Regions from separate parts of the Homo sapiens genome. Here region 2 is linked to region 1. A link is a loop called in an ENCODE intact Hi-C map of the cell type or tissue named here. Cell type or tissue: HepG2. All regions are shown on one strand. Each heading gives the region's core, and the rest is flanking DNA. Links, peaks and the distances in the headings are about the cores only.

Region 1 (4,389 bases), core at 156-4,155:
TCTAAATTCTTTCCACGTGGCCTCTAAGATGATGAAAATAGTAAGAGCTCTACAGAACTAGCATATTTTTAAGTCCTCAAAAAGTCTCAGAGGCAAAAATGTACTTTATCAAGCAACTGAGGGATTCCCTGAAACAATTATAGCTAATATTTACTGAGCATTTAGTACAGGTAGGTAACTTGGCTAAACTTTTATTAGCATATTTAATGCCTTCAACAACCCAGAGTGCTATGTGTAATTATCCCATGTAAGAATGCCCTCTTGGCCTGGCGAAGTGGCTCACACCTGTAATCCCAGCACTTGGGGAGGCCGAGGGGGGCGGATCACCTGAGATCAGGAATTCCAGACCAGCCTGGCCAACGTGGCGAAACCGCGTCTCTACTAAAAATACAAAATTAGCCAGGCATGGTGGCACACGCCTGTAATCCCAGCTACTCGAGAAGGTGTGGCAAGAGAATCGCTTGAACCTGGGAGGCAGAGGTTGTAGTGAGCCGAGATCGTGCCATTGCACTCCAGCCTGAGCAACAAGAGCAAAACTCTATCTCAAAATAAATAAATAAATAAAATACAAAAATTAGCGGGGTGTGGCCAGGTGCAGTGGCTCACGCCTGTAATCCCAGCACTTTGGGAGGCCGAGGTGGGCGGATCACGAGGTCAGGAGTTCGAGACCAGCCTGGCCAATATGATGAGACCCCATCTCCCTAAAAATACAAAAATTAGCTGGGCGTGGTGGCACGTGCCTGTAGTCCTAGCTACTAGGGAGGCTGAGGCAGAAGAATCGCTTGAACCTGGGAGATGGAGGTTGCAGTGAGCCATGATTATGCCACTACACTCCAGCCTGGGCAACAGAGCAAGACTCCATCTCAAAAAAAAAAAAATTAGCTGGGTGTGGTGGCATGCACCTGTAATCCCAGATACTTGGGAGGTTGAAGCAGGAGAATCACTTGAACCCAGGAGACAGACGTTGCAGTGAGCCGAGATCGCACCATTGCACTCCAGCCTGGGCAACAAGAGTGAAACTCCGTCTCAGGAAAAAAAAAAAAAAAAAAAAAAAAAGAATACCCTCTTCTCCAGTGCCTGGCACACTAGTAAAGGCTCAGTATGGTTGTTGCTTTAGGATGGAGGACTAACACTTCTTTCAAGTTCAAATAGGCGATTTCCAAACTCAATGCCAATTCTGAAACTGCTACTACTTATTTTTCAGGCAGTGGAAACACCTTTCTGGATGATTCTAAGGCAGAACTTGGCTCAAACTCTCAATGTTGCCACTGTTTTCGATATTAACCCGAAAAGCCTAAGATATACCAAAATCAGAAGAAGCCATTGAGACTATGTATGCTTACAGTAGAAAGGCATTCAGCATCAGCAAATAGGTCGAGTGCCTCCTGCTTCCCAGGCCAAATTTTCTGACCCCCCGCCAACAAAAACTAGCTTTCAAGAGGGCTCAGGCTGTCACAATGATTGGCATTCTTTGCTGTAAGTACTACAGTATTGACCTTGAAATTTTTATCCTTGAAAATTGAGTTTCATGAATGTTTATCAAATGTCTTGGTTCCAGGTTAAAAAAGTCTTTTTTTTTCTATGTGCTAGTCTGCCCTTATACCCTTACAAAAGAACTTGTCTTTAAGCCATAATTTAAATATTTACAAAAAATTTAAAATTAACACCTGTCCATGGTACAAAGCTCAGAAAACCCAACGGTCTTAGATGAAAACTGTCTCCTCCCATCCTTGTTCCGTATCTCTCCATTCCCTTCCTTAGGCTGGGCGATCGCTATTACCATTACCGCTATACTATGCTTACACATTCATATCTTCATTTATGTGGGTCTTCTTGTTTAAAAACACAAAGGCATATCTATACACATTTTCCTGTGCTTTGCTTTCTTTCACTTAATTTATCTCAGAGCTGGTTCCACATTAGTACATAAACTGCAGCTTTGCTCTTTTTAACGGTGGCAGGCCATTCCTCTGAAAGATGGCCTGATTTATTTCACCAGTTCCTGGTTTTGCGGCTCAGGATGGGAAAAAGGAAGTCTGAGTGAATCGCGTTGAGGTTACTAGGAATTGCCATGCTGCCCACCTCCCGAAGTGTTAGGAGGTAACATCTCATCGTCTCATCGCACTCCAGTGGAGTGTCGCGAAGTTGCAACTCGGCCCCAAGGCGGCCCGCACTTCCACCCGCACACAAAGGCAGGTCGCAGCCCCGCACGCGGGGACAGGGCCAGCAAGGGGCGGGGACCCTCGGGGCCGCCGCCTCCGCAGCCCCGCGTGTGGGACCCTGGGGCGGGCCGCCATCTTGTGGTGCGGCCGCCGCCTGCCAGGAGACACCTAGCAACTCCGCAGCGGCCATCTTTTACAAGAAACCTTCGCTGCAACCGCTGCGTCACATCACCGCGTCTCCCAGGGACAGGAAAGCCTCTCCGTGTTTGGTGAAGCTTCAGGGGAAGCAGTCATCCTGTCGTCGCATACGGCAAAATCCTCCATTGCCGTAGCCGTTCGGCTGACGTGACAAGGGAGGTGCAGGCCAACACGGCGACTCCGCGCCCTCTGGCGGCAGTGCCGGAGCAGCGGCGCTGTCTTTGACCTATCCGGCATTCGGCTTCCGGGACCGCTTGGCGGCTGTGAATGCAGAGCTGGGGCGACGTGGGGCTCGCTTCCTGGGACTGGGTGTGAGCTTGCGCAGTGAGCCATATGGGGGTCATGGCCTGGCGTGGGGGCGTGGCCGGGTGGGGCCGCTGGATTTGGTGCTGGAAAGCTAGGGAAGTAGTCGTGCGTTTAAGAACGGCCGGCCGGCGGGGTGGCTCAAGCATGTAATCCCAGCACTTTGGGAGGCCGAGGCGGGCGGACCACGAGGTCAGGGGTTCGAGACCAGCCTGGCCAACATGGCGAAACCCCGTCTCTACTAAAAATACAAAAATTAGCCAGCGTGGTGGCGTCTGTAGTCCCAGCTACTTGGAAGCCTGAGGCAGGAGAATTGCTTGAACCCAGGAGGCAGAGGTTGCAGTGAGCCGAGATCGTGCCACTTCACTCCAGCCTGTGCAACAGAGGGACACTCGTCCCCCCCCAAAAAAAAGCCCGGGCTGGGTGGCTTACACCTGTAATCCCAGTACTTTGGGAGGCCGAGGCAGGCGGATCATCTGAGGTCGGGAGTTCGAGACCAGCTTCATCAACATGGAGAACTCACCCATCTCTACTAAAAATACAAAATTAGCTGGGCATGATGGCGCATGCCTGTAATCCCAGCTACTCAGGAGGCTGAGGCAGGAGAATTGCTTGAACCCAGGAGGTGGAGGTTGCGGTGAGCTGAGATTGCACCATTGCACTCCAGCCTGGGCAGCAAGAGTGAAACTTTGTCTCTCTCTCTCTTTCTGTCTCTGGCACATACACACACACACGCACACACACGGGCCTCCTGTGGTCTCACTTGGTCCTCTTTGTGACAGTGCCATTGTTACCATTTACAGAGGAGGAACTGAAGCTCATGGTTGAGCCTCTCACTTGCCCACTTTGCCAAACCCTGGTAGGGATGGGATTAGAGGCTCCTTTTCTTTCGTGAAATGAGACAACGATCTGGGGGATCGTTGGAAGGATTAAAATGAGTATTCAGATTACAATGCTGGATTCTTAATAGTGTCCTCTGTTAATAATAATAATAATGTAGTAGCAACAGTCACGTAGTCTTTACAGTCACAGGTGCATGTGTGTAGATGGGGTTCTCTCTGTATTAGCCAGGCTGGTCTCCAACTCCTGGCCTCAGGCTATCTTCGCACCTCTGCCTCCCTTAGTGCTGGTATTACAGATGTGAGCCACTACACCAGCCTGCAGTTTTTACTACAACTCTGTGAGGTGATTAGTACTAGCATTCCCATTTGACAAATAAGGACAGTGAAGAAAGCAGAAGTAACTTGGCCAAGGTCACAGAACAGCCATAGCAATTCCTGGGTGGTGTGGAGTGGAAGGCTCTGGCCTTAACTGCTACACATTGTCTCTGGTAACAAGGCCCTGCCTGAAGTATATTCCGGCTTCTAGAGGTTGCAAGGAAATGGACCACTCATCAGTTCTTGCAGCCTCCTTATGATCTACAGTGGGACTTCGCAAAGGCAGGCCTAGTAGGAAAACAAAGAGAAGAGGGTTGGAAGAAGGGAAGGATTGGGGCTCAGAAATTATGAGGGAATGGACTAGAAAGGATAGAAACAAAGCTCTTGGGCAGGTGCAGTGGCTCACACCTGTAATCCCAGCACTTTGGGAGGGCAAGATGGGAGAATCAATTGAGGTCAGAAGTTCTAGGCCAGCCTGGCCAACATGGTGAAACCCCATCTCTACTAAAAATACAAAAAAAGAAAAAAGAAAAAAGAAAAAATGGGTCGGGAGCAGTGGCTCACACCTG
Region 2 (4,389 bases), core at 113-4,112, 270 kb before region 1:
CAGGTGATTTTTTAAAAATTCTATCTTGGATATATTGAGTATTACATTATGAGACTGTATCTTATTTGAATCTTACGTTTAAGCTGGGTGCTGGAGAATCACTTGAGCCCAGGAGTTTAAGACCAGCCTGGGCAACACAGTGTGATCCCTTCTTAATTTTTATTTTAATTAGCTAGATGTGGTGGCATACACCTGTAGCCCAGCTATTCAAGAGGCCGGGGTGGGAGGATGGCTTGAACCCAGGAGGCTGAGGCTGCAGTGAGCTATGATTGCACCACTGCACTCCAGCCTGGATGACAGAGACCCTGTCTCTCAAAAAAAAAAAAAAGAAGAAGAAGAAGAAAAGAAAGAAAAAAATTGTATGTGTAGCAGGCCTTCTCCAACACCAAACTGCATGTGTAGCAGGCCTGTGGAGGGGGAGATGAGAGAGTTACCATCTCAATACTGCCAGGTGAGACTCCAGGTTCCCCACTTGGCCACTGTACCCTGTGGGTAGGGATATCTTGTTACTGCTCTTGTGGACTTCACTGATACATGATGGGAGGCTTCATTTCCATTGAGGGTTGGGGAAAGTCCTGGCTCCCCACCAGGTCTTTTCTGACACTACCCCAGTGAGGTAAGGAGCACCAAGTTAAAGTCAGTGAGGGTAGAAGTCCAGGCTTCCCATGTAGCCTTTGTTTCTGGGGTGGGGCATGATTTTTTCCATGGTGTGTGTCTGGGGTAGGGAGGTTATTTGCCTAAAAGTTTGCTGTTCTGCTGAGTTGTCCCTTTCTTCGTCTTTGATATGGAGAAAGCAGACTTTTCTTGGGGTCCTTTCTGCCTACTCTCACTGGTATTTCTGGATACTGCCTTCTCCAGCACTCAGTCCGGAATATATGAGGCAAATAGAAGACCCAGGATCCCATGTTCCCTAAACACCTTTTCTGTACTTTTCAAAGTCTTTGTATTTTTTTTTTATATATACAACCTGCAGAGTTTTAAAGCTGTACTTAGTAGAACTAGAAGTGTGTCTATTCCATCTTGATCCAGAACAGGAACTCTGTAAGTGTATTTTTACCCGTGAAGCTGGGGATTCAGTGGGCCATTTCAACCTAGAAGCCCACATCCTTCAGCACCGGGAAATTGTCTTAAATTATTTCACTGATTATTTCTTCATTTTTTTCCCCCTTTCTTTTTGGGACTCTGTTAGCTAGATGCTGACTCTCCTGGGCTTTCCTTTTTTTTTTTTCTGAGATGGAGTCTCGCTCTGTCACCCAGGCTGGAGTGCAGTGGCACGATCTCAGCTCACTGCAACCTCTGCCTCCCAGATTCAAGCAATTCTCCTGCCTCAGCTTCCTGAACAGCTGGAATTACAGGTGCCTGGCACCACACCCAGCTATCTTCTACTTGTTTTTATTGTTCTTTCTCTCCTAATTGATCCTTTTTCTAGGAAATGTTCAGAAAAGAGTGAACAGAGTGGGCCTGAGACTACCGTCCTTAAAAAGTCCTGTTTGCAGAGTTGACCCAGGCTGGTATATGGGAACTTGCATTTTGAGAGGGTTCCCCGCACTCCCCGTTAAGAATGGCTCACTGTGCCTAAATGGCTTTTGCAAACAGTATCGTTTGTGCTGAATGCCTGCTTTCCCTTTGGGAGGCTGAGATTTTCATACATGCTAGGCAGGGGGTGCTATGTGACCAGGCCTCAGCAAAAGCCCTAGGCAGTGAGTCCCTCATGGGCTTCCCCAGTGGACAGCATTTCACACGTTGCTGCACTGCATCAGGGAGGAGTTGAGCACCCCCTGTGTGTATCCCCTGGGAGAGGACTTCAGCAGCTTGTGCCTGCCCCCTTTGTTGTTTGCTTTGTCTCTTTTGCTGTAATAAATCACAGACACAAGTGCGCTGCACCCATGCTGAGTTCTGTGAGTTCTCCTAGCGAATCACTGAACTTGAGGGTGTCGGGGGCCTGGGACACAGCACTTCCAGCTTGCTTCATGGGCACTGTCGTCACGTGTGTAGTCCGCTTCCTTTAGGTTGATCTTCCTGTTTGTTTCACTCCACCTTCCAGGTCAGACGTTTTCCTCCACTGTCTGTTAATCCCCTGGCCCACTGCTCATGGCTGAGAGAGCACAGACCTAAAAGGCGAGCTTTGGGTGCACGGTGGGCTTCTCAGCTCTGAGCTTCACCATCGGGTGATCTGAGTGGGGCGTTGGTGGGAACCCCTGGGTTCTACAGGGCTTTCCTAGTTCCCTGCCTGGGGGGTCAGGGTCTAGCCTGCTGCATTCTGAATGCCCACAGACAGAAAGGAGCTGGGAATTTGCACTAAGCAGTGAGCATTTGGTCACCTAATCTCCCTATTTGGGAACGGCACAGATGCCCTCAACTATCCCCTATTCCAGAGACCCTCTGTTATTTTTTTTAAAAAACAAATTTTTCTACAGTAAAATTGATGTTTATCTTTTGGTTTATAGGTCTATAAATTTAAAATTATGTATAGATCAGGCCAGGTGCAGTGGCTAACACCTGTAATCCCAGCATTTTGGGAGGCTGAGGCAGGTGGATCATTTCAGGTCAGGAGTTTCAGACCAGCCTGGCCAACATGGGGGAAACCCTGTCTCTACTAAAAACACAAAAATCAGCTGAGCGTGGTGGCACGTGCCTGTGATCCCAGCTCCTCAGGAGGCTGAAGCAGGAGAATTGCTTGAGCCTGGGAGGCAGAGGTTGCCGTGAGCCAAGATCGCGCCATTGCACTCCAGCCTGGGCTATGAGAGAGAAACTCTGTCTCAGAAAAATAAAATAAAATCACGTATAGATCAATATTATCACCACTACAGTTAGGATACAGTTCTGTTACCCCAAACCCCTCCTTTGTACTCGCCCTTCATAATCACTTTTGCTTCACACACATAACCTCTGACAGCCACTGATGTGTTCTTTATGACTATAGTTTTAACTCTGGAAGAATGTCATGTAAATGGGGCTCTGTGTTTTGCAGCATCATGCAGCTGTAACCTTTGATTCAGCAGATAACAATGTGCATGGCCTCTCCACTCAAGGTAATGCCTTTCAGATTCATTCAAGTGGCCGCATCTATCGGTAGTTCTTTCCTTTTCATTGCTGAGCAGTATTCCATCACAAGGGTGTACCACAGTTTGTTCGTGCACTCATCAAAGGACATTTAGGTTGCTTCTAGTTTTTGGTAATTATGAATAGAGCTGCTTAAAAACAGTGTACACATGTTTTTATAGGAACATAAGTTTTCAGTTCTTTAGGGTAAATGCCAACAAATGAAATTGCTAGGCTATATGTTAAGTATATGCCTGACTATGAAAAACTGCCCACCATTTTCCAGTGCGGCTGATCACTCTGCATTCTCATCAGCAGTGAACAAGGGTTCTAGTTGCTCCCTACCCTCTCCAGAATGTGGTATTGTCAGTATTTTAAGTTTAGCCAGTCTAAGAAGTTTGTATTGTTATCATATCATGGTTTTAATTTGTAGTTCCCTGACGGATAATGATGTTGAGCATCTTTTGATGTGTTTATTTGCCATTTTACATCCCATTTGGTGAAATTTCTGCTCAAATTTTTGCTCATTTTTCAGTTGGGTTGTTTACTGTCTTACTGCTGAGTTTTGGGAGTTTTAAAAAATATATATTCTAGGCTGGGCACGGTGGCTCACGCCTGTAATCCCAACACTTTGGGAGGCTAAGGCGGGCGGATCACTTGAGGTCAGGAGTTCAAGACCAGCCTGGCCAACATGGTGAAACCCCATCTCTTCTAAAAACACAAAAATTAGCCAGGCCTGGTGGCGCGTGCCTGTAATCCCAGCTACTCAGGAGGCTGAGGCAGGAGAATTGCTTGAACTGGGGAGGTGGTGGTTGCAGTGAGCTGAGATTGAGCCACTGTACTCTAGCCTGGGCAATGGAGCGAGAGCCTGTCTCAGGGAAAAAAAAAAAAAAATTCCGGGATGGGCACGGTGGCTCACGCCTGTTATCCTGGCAATTTGGGAGGCTGAGGCAGGAGGATCACTTGAGCTCAGGAGTTCAAGACCAGCCTGGGCAACATGGTAAAACTCTGTCTCTACAAAAAAAAAAAAAAAAAAAAAAAAAAAGGAAAGAAAAGAAAAATTAGTGGGGCATGGTAGCACACACCTGTAGTCCCAGCTACTAGGGAAGCTGAGGTGGGAGGATCAGCTGAGCCCAGGGAGGTTGGGGCTGCAGTGAGCCATGATTGCACTACTGCACTCCAGCCCGGGGCAACAGAGCAAGACCCTGTCTCACCATAAATATATATATATAATAAATGTGTGTTTACATACACATTCTGGATTTAAGTCTGTTGTTGGATATATTATTTGCTAATATTTTCTCCCAGTCTGTAGTTTGTCTTGTCATTCTCTTTTATTTTTAACCC

Evidence for each region. Peaks named below come from ENCODE experiments on the same cell type or tissue, not always from the same donor. Only the 100,000 strongest peaks of a DNase experiment are listed, where the experiment ranks them.
Region 2: it touches region 1 in a loop (8-fold over the local background); 3 of 110 quality-filtered maps call a loop at or near these places.

Annotation. Positions count from the first base shown.
Region 1 is chr3:128,679,036-128,683,424 of GRCh38, reverse strand. No RefSeq gene overlaps it. Among named protein-coding and RNA genes, the nearest start is that of RPN1, 30 kb to the right of the region's middle. RefSeq lists a silencer at 2,049-2,268 and enhancers at 2,329-2,498, 2,609-2,738, 2,213-2,905. In HepG2, for the core only: CTCF peaks have their summits at 2,264 (motif pointing left) and 2,557 (motif pointing left); a DNase peak (open chromatin) is centred at 2,724; H3K4me3 peaks cover 987 bases.
Region 2 is chr3:128,948,076-128,952,464 of GRCh38, reverse strand. All of the region lies in intron 9 of CFAP92 (cilia and flagella associated protein 92 (putative)), which reads left to right. Among named protein-coding and RNA genes, the nearest start is that of CFAP92, 44 kb to the left of the region's middle. In HepG2, for the core only: a CTCF peak has its summit at 1,671; a DNase peak (open chromatin) is centred at 1,684.